2 separate regions of the Mus musculus genome follow, and region 1 is linked to region 2. The links are chromatin contacts, found by Hi-C or POLR2A ChIA-PET in ENCODE. All regions are on one chromosome and are shown on one strand. Each heading gives the region's core, a stretch centred on a gene start or an enhancer-like site at or near the end of the contact. The rest is flanking DNA. Distances are from core to core; before and after follow the strand shown. Region 1 holds the start of Clic4 (chloride intracellular channel 4 (mitochondrial)). Region 2 holds the start of Srrm1 (serine/arginine repetitive matrix 1).

Region 1 (5,139 bases), core at 139-2,638, 80 kb after region 2:
AACGCTTTTACCTGCTGAATCATCTTGACTGCCATTATTATTATTATTATTATTATTATTATTATTATTATTTTGAGGTAGTCTTGCAATATACCCAGACTGTCCTCAAACTCTCAGCCCTCCTGCCTGAGCCATCACCTGAGAGCCACGTATATGTCACCAAATCAGGCCGAGGTTTAGGGTGTTTAAGGCCACTGCCAAACTGTGAACTTAAAACAGCCTTACTCCGGAGCATTGATGGATCTAATTGCTGGGGCACAGCATCCTTCTCACAGAATCTAGCAACTTGGAGATGGGGTTGAGTGAGGATAAAGTAGTTGCAGGTTGCACTGCATTTTTACACATCATTCCAATTTGTTGAAGCACTCTGATCCACACTAGGCACAGAGGATGTGAGATAACCATGACACCCCGCTTCCATCCCCCAATTTAGCCTTTCTAATCAACTCACTCATCACCCTAGCCTGGGAGGTACCACAGAATGAGCAGATTAAGGAAAACCAGAAGGCAAATTTCCCAAAGGTGACATTCACTGACGGCAATTCCGCAGTAGACCGCGTGTCTCAGGCCCCTGTCCTCAGGGTGTAAAGTACTCGCCCCTGCGCGCTGAGTGGCACTCAGGTGACTCATTAAACTTCTCCAGGTGAACGGAAGACAGGAATCGGTCCAGGTGGGGCAAAACAGCACGGATAACGTTTTCAGAGTCAGGCGCTGCCTCAAGCACTGGGGTTGTGCTGGAGCGGGACGCTGTCCCACCGTTTTGGCCTAATTCAGAGCCCGGGACACAGGACGACTTTACAAGAACTTTTGAGTATCTTGATTTCAAATAGAGAAGGATCACGAAAGGAGATCCGCGGTCAGAAGGATTAAAAAGTTCTTAAGGACATGAAAACTTTCGCAAAAGTTTTCCAGGAAAAGGCGGCCGCGCCTAACAGAAGTAGCCGAGGAGGCCGCCGCCCCGGGAACCGGAGGGGACGATGAGTCCCTGCGGCTGCAGCGGGGGAGAGGGCGCGAGGCGGGCCGCCGCATGAGGTCACTTGGCACCCAACCAGCAGCAGCTGCGCCGCGGAGAGAGGCGGTGTCAGGCTCCGGCTCCAGGGACCTTCCCCGCCCACCCCCTGAGGGGCGTGGCTTCGGGGGGACCTCCCGGCCAATCCGCGCTGCCCAGCCTAGGCCGCGCCCCCAGCGCCCTCCAGGCTCCCTAGTGGTCGGTCCGTGGAAGCTAGAGCGCTCCGCTGTCTTCCTCGCCTGAGGCCACGCCCCCAGCTGTGGCCCGCCCATTTCCCCCCCACCCCTGCAGGATCCTGGCCACTGCTCCGCCCACGCCCCGCCCATAGGGCTCCGCCCAGCGGTTTGAAGCGGCCGGGACCGCAACCCCCTCAGAGTCGCGCGCGAGGCGTGAGGCGGTGCTGAGGATCTGAGGCCACGGGCAGCCAGACGCCGGGACTGTCCAGCGAACGAGCAAGCCAGCGAGTGAGCGAGCGGCGGGAACCCGCAGCCACAGCAGCCCCGGAGCCACAGCCGCAGCCGCCGTCCGCGGAGCCCAGCCCAACCGGCCATGGCGCTGTCGATGCCCCTGAACGGGCTGAAGGAGGAGGACAAAGAGCCCCTCATCGAGCTCTTCGTCAAGGTGAGCGCTCACCGTCCCGAGCGACGCGGGCTGACGTCCCCGCACCCCGAAGCGCCCCCACGCGGCATCCCCGCAGCCCGAGGCGGCGCCGTACCTCCCGCGCTCATTCCCATTGTCTGGGCTCCGCGCCTTCCCGCCTCGCAGCGGGACCTTGGCGGACCCTGCGGGCGCGGCGACAGGGAGGCGACTCCGCAGGGCGGGACGCGCCTCAGCTGCGCCGCGTGGGTACTGTCACCCTCCTCGCCGTGTCCGACCCCACCCCGCCGCGAGCCCCAGCCTCGGGCCGCGGGGCTGATAGCTCACCCAACTTACTGGAACGCTAGCGCCTGGCCCGGGTGAAACTGAAACTTTAACTTTGATACAATGTTAAATAAAGTAAAGGGGAGGAGGGACCCGGGAGCCGTAAACCCAGCAGTTGGGAAAAGTGGTCTAGGGAAGATCCCGAGTTCAGAGCCAGCCTTGGCTGCTTAGTAAACCCAGGGCAAGCCTGGGATAGGAGGGACCCTCATCCCAGCCCTCCTCCCGCATGGGGGAGGGGAGAATTTTTTTAATGCGGGCGTGGTGACTCGGCTATGACCCAGCAGTAGAGGCTTGAGGAGTCCCTCGAGTTCGAGGCCAGCCTGGGTTACAAATGTGAGCCTCCGGACACACACCCAAAACCCAGGCAACTAACTGCAAAGAAGAAGAAAAAAAAAAAAAAAGGAAAAGAAAAGAAAAAGCGAAAAGAAGGGTGGATGCCCCAAGGCTTCCGGAAAATACAGAGATTCCCGACTTGGGTTTTCCTGTCCGGTGTTTTACCACCATCTGGTTTTCTTGTTTCTCTAGCGCGCCTGTTTTCACATGATGCAACCTTTTGGCCGCTTTCGTTTGCTGTTGCCACCTCGGCAGGCAAGCCCGTTTGGTTTGAAAGAAAACCTGAATTCTCCGCTCTCTCGGGCTTAAAAAGGTTCATTCCTCTCGCCCTCCTCAGTTTGTAAACCCTGGAGCTGCCTTCTTCGCCTAGAAACGCTTCTCTGACTGCTCTCCGCGCCTCTCCCTTTTGGGGCGTAGCGAAGGAGGGAAAAGTTAACGCAACAAACATCTGGGTCCCCTGCTTTACTGAGCCTCCTTGGAAACCCTGACGTTCGTTCTGTTAGCCACTAAATATCCAGGCTTAGGTCGAAACTGGCAACACTAGAAGTCCAACAGGCATCCAGTACTAAAGTCTGCCCTTTCTTAGTTTTAATTTGAAAGAGCGGAAATTATCGAAGGATGTGTTCCAGAGATGGAAGGCAGAAATCTGCAGGGTGGTAACAATGTTTGCCTTAGTGTTTTCTGTTAGTTGCTGGTTTTAGAACTTTTTTTTTTTTTTGGTCTAGAGCATCGGCTCTCAACTGGGGGTCAAGACCCCTTTGAAAGATCAAACGGCCTTTTTACAGGGGTCACCTAAGACTATTGGAAAATGCAGACAATTTCATTACAATTCATAGCAGTAGCAAAGTTACAGTTATGAAGTAGCACCAAAAATAATTTTACTGTTGGGGGTCAGCACAACATGAAGAACTGCATTAAACTGTCGCAGCATTAGGAAAGAAAAGGCTTAGGGCTCTCAAAATATCACAATGTCTGCGACTGGAGGTGGCAGACAATACTTTTGAGGAACCTGAAGAAATGGGGAGAGGGTCGTGGAAAACAGCACAAAGAAGGGAAGACGCTAGGCTAGAGATAGCGACGGGACATAATGGTTTCCCTCTTCTTGTGAGAACAGGGTCTTACTCTGTATCCTGTGCTGTCTTGGAACTCATAATGCAGTCCAGGCGGCCTCAGGCTGGGATTATAGGTGTGAAACATCACGTCCGGCAGGAAGGAGCTTTGATAAACTAAACAAAGCCAAAGAAAGCCCCCAAACCGACTCTGAAAGTGTAGATGCTAGTCTGAAGAACAGTGCTTAATGGTAAAACCTTAGAGGTGCTAAACAACTTGGAATTCTAAACTGAGTCTTTTGGAAGGCAGAGGCAGGCAGACCTCTGAGCTGGAGGCCAGCTTTGTCTACATAGTGAGTTCCAAGCTAGCCAGGGCTGCATAGAAAACCCAGTCTCAAAATCAACCGCAAACACAACAATCACACAGATACTAACACTTTATAGCTTCTGCTCAGCGTGCTTTGGGAGGCCCTGGCCAATAAATGATGGCAAGAGAAATGTTTAAAAACTAGGGAAGGGATTGGAGATGTAGCGCAGTGGTAGCATGCCTAGCATGGGCAAGGCCCCATGTGTGACCTTTCAGCAACACAGACACACTGTCTCTCTTGGAAGGGATGTGACAGATGCCTTCTGCCCTGCTCAGTGTTGACTTAATACTTCCATAAGGAGATGGGTGGGGTGCCTTTTCCCAAAGCTGAGTCACTGGCATACCCCTTCCCAGTGGTCCATATTTGTAGTTGGAACCACTGAATTTACAGGCCTTGGAGGTCAGAGGTCAGCCATAGAGTTCTGTGCCCATTGGCTGGGCTGTCCTGGGCCATTTGTTTTCTCTTGAGCTTTTTTTTTGTCTGTGAAATGCTCTTTACCCTTCTGTGCTTCAGTGTAGGCCAATTGTACGCTGATACAGACCCAGTTGGTTGTTTGAAAGGAGAAAGGAAAGGAGAAGGTGGCAAAGGCTGGCGGTTTCGTTTTAAACCCTGACGTGGGAAATGCACCTGGGGAAGACACTCTATAAATAGAGTTAGTTTTGAAAGCCATGAGGGGCGGAAACTGGTTGTCCAGGGTGGTAGCCTAAACAGTGTTAGTGTTTCACCAAGTATCCTGAGTTGGTAGCTGAGAACTTTGTTGGCGTTTTTTTACTTTGGGACATAGGATCTTAGTCTGGACTGAAATAGCTCTGGAGCTCACACCAGTCTCAAACTCATGGCCTCAGCCACCCTAGTGCTGGCTTTATAGATGTGAATCACCACTATGTGGCTGAAAACTTTCTGTGGTTTAAAAAAAAAAAATGCACTCATTGTGTGTCTGTGTATGGGATAGCATACCTTTGGAGGCCATGGAGGAACGTACGAGAGCTAATTCTCTCTCTCCTACCTCACGGGTTCTGGAGCTTGAACTCAAGAGCCAGCCTTGCAAGGCGTGCAATGACTGAGCTGCCTGTCAGCCTGGTGTGTGTGGTGTTAAGCTACCTAGTCTTGGGCAGGAGATTGCTTCTTTTCCCTTCCAGGGTACTAAAACCAATATATGTTTAGAAGCTATTTTTCATCTTCAGCTATGTATGTCCACATCTGGGTGTGGGTATATATATACATATACACGTTTGCAGGTGATCTTGTGTTCAGAAGAGGATGTCAGATCCCCTGGAACTAGAGTCTGGTGGTGTTTGCAGCCCAACACAGATGCTGGGAATTGAACTCTGATCCTCTACAGGTCCTGCTGCATGGCTGCTACCAGCAGTGAGCGAGCACTCGACCCCTGGCCATCTCTCCAGCATTGTTGCTGTTGCTGTTAGCATATGTCTTGTCTGTCCTTTGAATTGGAAACAAC
Region 2 (5,454 bases), core at 404-2,903:
TAACAACAACAAAACCCCCTAAATTCAGGTGATAAAAGCTGGGGGTGGAGGGTGCGTGAGCCTTTTTCCTGGGGGACACTTGAGTAGAATTTGAGGATTACCAAGTAACCTTGCTGTTGCCTATCTCAGTCAGAGGTTTCATGAAGCTCAGAGACCGGTACAAACCTTGGGCAGCAGGAAATTCAGGGAGTGAGGTTGAGGCACAAGGGATCAAGGAAAGGGCAATTTTGACTTTTGGAGGGGAAAAAAAATGTGAGGAACCACTGGAGACTTTTCAGCAGACAAGTGCCCATGGTTTTCTTTCTTTCTTTAACGTCCTTTCTTTGTACTTAATGGGGTTTCTTTATGTAGCCTTGGCTGTCCTGGAACTCACTCTGTAGACCAGACTGGCCTTGAACTCACAGAGATACCTAGGGTTTTCAACAGCATCGTTCAGCATCCGGGCCTCCTTCAGAATGGATGCTGGGTGGCAAGGTCAGGAACAGGGCTATCTGTGACAGAACTAGTGCAGGAGTTCAACTCAGATAAGGGACCTTGGGCCTCCATCATAGTGGCATGTGTGTTTCCTGAGGGCTTGGGAGTGGGGTGTGCAGGAAAGAGGACTCTCAACAGCAAGATTGTCCTAAACAAAAGGAAAGCTACTGCCATCTACAGAGACAGAGAAGGCTCAAAGACAGCCTCTCTGATTTCCCTGCTATTTCGATTCATTTGATGATTTTGATGGACGAGACGAACCTAGTCATATCTGGTCTGTGGGCGTTCAAATGGGAAAGTCAACCCCCTTTAAGTAGGAAAGCCAGGAAAAGAAAAAAAAAAAAAATGCCTGGAGACATTCGGGTTTCTACACTAGCACTCCTAGGGCAGACATGCCCACTTCCCGACTTTTCCATGAAAAAGCATTAGAGGTGCGCGTGTCTGTGAAAGATGGAATGTTACAAAGTGGCCCCAGAGAAACTTTTCTGGAGAGAAAGCGCTTGGTGAGCACATTAAAGGGCCGGTTTTGGCCCTCTTCCACTTCCTGCCCTTCGGCGTGGTTTCGCAGCAGAAGCACAGAAAGGTATCCAATGGACACCTCAAGAACAAGCCAGATGCGACGCACATCCGGCGAACACGCGGGCTTCATACGAGCTGACGCTGCAGGCTCAACCCCGCCGGCAACCTCCCAAAACCCACTCCTAGCTCAACTTTCACAATGACAACAACTGGCGTATCGGGCCGCCCCTAAGCAAGCATTCTCTTTTATGACTACCCATGCACCCCAGGACTGAGGCTTCCCCCCCGCCCCCCATCTCCCTTCAACTCCCCACATCCTCCCACTACGGATCAAAGGAAGGATCAACTCAAGTCGCGCGAACACCGCTGATCATGCGCCACAAAAAAAAAAAAAAAAAAAAGATCGGTAGGGTTGGGCGACCCAAAGATTCTCCCTCCTCTTTCCATTGGTTCCAGTCGCCCAGCTCGCCTCCCCTCCTAGCGAAAGGCTGCCGCCCTGGTGCGCTTGCGCATGCGCGTCGTTCTCGTGGCGCACTGAGCAGGCGCAGCCGCAGGCCCGCCGGAGCGGGGCGGGTGTAGCGGCGCGCGCAGCCTCCCGGCGCTGGGCTCCCTTCTGCCGGTCCCGCCCTCCGTCGCGGCGGCGCGGTGCACGCTGGGATAGGGAGCGATCTCCGAGCGAGGCGGCAAGATGGACGCGGGATTCTTCCGCGTAAGTCCGAGCGCGGGGATCCGGGGAGAGGCGAGAGGCTTGTTTGTAAGACCCGAGGGGGAGGCGCTCAAAATCCCGGACAGGACGGCCCGCGGAGGAAGGCCTTAGAGACCCCGAGGGGGTTCGTGGGCAGCGTCCCCCGGCCTCGGCGTTGCGGCCGAGACCGGTGCGCCCCTGCGCAGTCTCCTCCTCCGGGATCGTCCCCCCCTACGCGGCGGTGGCGGTGGCCGGAAAATGGCGGCGGGAATGGGCTGGAGCCGAACCTCACCGGCCGCCTGGCGAGGCCCTGTAGGCCGGGCGCCGCGCCGGCCGCCCGGGCTCGGGGCCTAGCGGAGCCTCAAGGAGGAAGTCTTTAGGGGGAGGCCGGTGGGAAGCCCGGGGCGGCTGCGGGGTACCGGTTGTATGGTTTGGGGCTCCGTCCTGAGAGGTGTTTGAGGAAAGGGGCCTTATTATTTTTTTTTTTTAGTGGCAGCTTTGGAGAAAATGGGTGCCCCCCCCCCAAACCCCGACGTACAGCGTCCACCCTCTGGGTCTTAAGCTTTCCCGGCGGCGCAGGGTCAGAGTTCGTGAGCGCTCCCGCCCAATTTGATAGCTCTTCGGGGAGGGGAGCTTAGATAATTTGTAGTTGGAACATTTGAATCGGAGGCTTTTGGAGTGAACGGTGTGTGCGAGGGTGGAGACAGATTACGGTTGTGACTCCGTCGCGCTTCCCGCTCTTCGCTAGCACCCTTTCCCAGCGGCCCATGTCCAGGCAGGGGACGTTACCTTGGAGGTGGTACATAGATCCCACACAGTAAGGCAGTTTATTAGGTCCACTTTGGAAGGAAAGTAGCTACAGGTCGAGATCTAGATGTATGGGAACGTACACTTGTGGGATTAAAAGTAGCAACAAACCCTTTAGGAATCGCTGATTCTTGTAATGCAGAGTAGAACCTTGTAAGACAGCTTGGTAAAAATCCAGATACCAGCTCTCTGTCATACCACTGCTTAGAGTTTTGCATTCTCTGAATCAAGCATATAGTTTACAGTTTGTGTGCATTTTTAAAGAAAAAATTGGAAGGCGGGGGAAGGAGGAGGGAGATAATAAAGGTGCTTCTTGTATGTGGTTCATGAGAGCTTGCCTAGTATGAACAAGACACTGGGGTCTATCTCCAGCACCTCAGATACTTGCACTACAAACTAGGCACTTAACCTTTGTAGTCAGTACTCATTTCTTATGGCACCGAAGTTAACACTTAAAAACAGTCGAAGGTTTCTTTCACTTGTCAATTGTCTCTTTTTCTCCCCCCACCCCCTTCAGTTTTTGTTTTGCCTTTTCAGGAAGTGGTTTATGTGTGTAGCCTTGGCCATCCTGGAACTCTGTAGTCTGTAGGCCAGGCTAGCCTTGAACTCAGAGATCTGTGTGCCTCTGCCTCCCGAATGCTGGGGTTGAATGAAGACTTGCACCCTGGCCAGGCTTGTCAGTTATTTCTAGTGGAAAGGAGATTGAAGAACTAAAACAAAGCGATATGTCAATTTTCAGGCGAAGATGTCCTTTGAAAAGGACAGGATCTGGAAAATAACCCACTTTTTAAAATATTCTTTTTACACTTACTTAAATGAAGTAGTTTTGTTTTCCCTGGGTTGGGTCTTTTGGGGGCAGGGGCAGTTGAAGTGTTTTGAAACTGGGTTCTCTAACCCAAACTGGCCTTGGACCTAGAGAGTCCTGCCTTGACTTCTCAGTACTAGAATTTCAGACATATGCTACACACTGACAAAGTGGGGGATTTATGTTCTGAGTTAGAAAAACTTACTAGGCAGTGGCGCACACCTTAAATCGCAACACTCTGGGAGGGAGGGGAGGCAGAGGCAGGCAGATCTCTGAGTTTGAGGCCAGCCTGGTCTACAGAGTGAGGCTACATAGAACCCTGTCTCAAAAAAATTTAAAAAGGGGAGAATGGGGGTGGGGAGGTAATTTTAGATCAGTTACCTAGTACAACCTGATTCTGAGTAGAATTCGATTTAAGAATTGGTGATAGTAAGCCGGGCGTGGTGGTGCATGAAAAACCAAAAAAAAAAAAAAAAGAATTGGTGATAGCATTCTCTCTCTCTCTCTCTCTCTCTCTCTCTCTCTCTCTCTCTCTCTCTCTCTCTCTTTCTCTCTCTCTCTTTCTTTCTTTCTTTCTTTCTTTCTTTCTGAAGAGGTGGTTGATAAGATCAAAAGCAGACCAGGACAGCTTTTGAACTTTTTTTTTTAATATTTATTTTATGTATATGAGTACATTGTAGCTGTACAGATGGTTGTGAGCCTTCGTGTGGTTGTTGGGAATTGAATTTTAGGACCTCACTCACTCGGGCCCAAAGATTTATTTATTATTATTAATAAGTACACTGTTGCTGTGTTCAGACACAGCAGAAGAGGGCGTCAGATCTCATTGCGGGTGATTGTGGGCCACCATGTGGTTGCTGGGATTTGAACTCAGGACCTCTTACCAGCCTGGCTTTGAATTTTATTTTATTTTATTTGAAACAGGGTTTCTCTATGTAGCCCTTGGCTGTCTTGGAACTCACTCGGTAGACCAGGCTGGCCTCAAACTCAGAAATTAGCCTGCCTCTGCCTCCCAAGTGCTGGGATTAAAGGCATGCGCCACCACTCCTGGCTGGCTTTGAACTCTTTAGAGATGGCCTATCTCTAAAGGTATATGCCACCACTCTTGGCCCAAAACTTTTTTTCTTTTTCTTTAAAACCTTTTTGGTTTTGCAGTACTAGGGCCCATGCACCATGCACCAGGCTCTGCACTCAGTCACAGCCTTTCTGGATCTCTTTCCGGTGACTAGGTTTGACCTTTCCACTGATATCCAGTGCTTATGCCGTGTAATGATCAGATGACGGTGGTTGGCATACCTTATCACCTCAGACATCCATCTCTATTTTTTGCTTCATTGCCATTAATTTGACGTAAAGAAAACATTCTCAGAGATTAGGTTGTGTGTTCTCAAGAAATATGGTAGCAGAACTGGCACACTTTTACAGGGTTGTTGTTGTTTTGTATTGTTGGTTGTTTTTGTTTTCCTTCTCAAAACTTAGTTTTGAGACAGGGTCTCACTCTGAAGCTCTAGCTGTTGACTGGTCTGGCCTGCAACTCATGGAGACCCTCCTGCCTCTGCCTCCTGAGTGCGGGCATTAGAGGTTTTGGACACCATACCCAACCCAAAACTTTTTGCTGCTGATACAGTCCTGGGGATCTCACCCGTGTGTTGTGCATGTTAGCTGAGTGCTCTTGTCCCTCTGCTATTCTCAGGCCAAACAAATGTTTTCAAGGGAATGGAGCTAGTCCGAAAACTAATCTGTAGATTTCAAGTCAGAGCCAGTTACTTCCAGGTTTAATTGAGCCAGGAGGAAGGATGAAATGAACAAAAACTGTGATGTGGTGCTGTTCTGATGAGTCCTTTGGTGAAGTTTTGTTCTCATTTACTTAAGAACTGTTGTTTGTTCCTCCAGATAGGGTTTTGTTGTAGTCCAGGCTGGCCTAGAATTTGCAAGTTTGTCTTTTTTGTTGTTTTTGTTAAGATTTTTTTTAGTATTATATGTAAGTACACTATAGCTGTCTTCAGACACACCAGAAGAAAGTGTCAGATCTCATTACATATGGTTGAGAGCCACCATGTAGTTGCTGAGATTTGAACTCAGGTCCTTCAGAAGAGCAGTCAGTGCTCTTAACTTCTGAGCCATCTCTCCAGCCCTGCAAGAACCCCTAATTCTTTCTTCTTGT

The links. Hi-C counts contacts between places; a loop is a spot of excess contacts on that map. ChIA-PET counts read pairs that join two places held with the same protein, here RNA polymerase II (POLR2A).
Region 1: a loop to region 2 is called in a map of T-helper 2 cell, with 2.6 times the contacts of the local background. The contact joins the promoter of Clic4 here to the promoter of Srrm1 in region 2. A Hi-C loop is called at or near these places in 1 of 37 maps with a recorded cell type or tissue (T-helper 2 cell). POLR2A ChIA-PET finds 5 or more read pairs at or near these places in 4 of 5 experiments (Patski and embryonic stem cell).

The regions. Positions count from the first base shown.
Region 1 is chr4:135,269,009-135,274,147 of GRCm38, reverse strand. Clic4 (chloride intracellular channel 4 (mitochondrial)) reads left to right here and starts at 1,388. Exons shown (of 6, transcript NM_013885.2): 1 at 1,388-1,630. The coding sequence starts at 1,559.
Region 2 is chr4:135,349,345-135,354,798 of GRCm38, reverse strand. It overlaps Srrm1 (serine/arginine repetitive matrix 1), which reads left to right and starts at 1,653. Exons shown (of 18, transcript NM_016799.4): 1 at 1,653-1,702. The coding sequence starts at 1,682.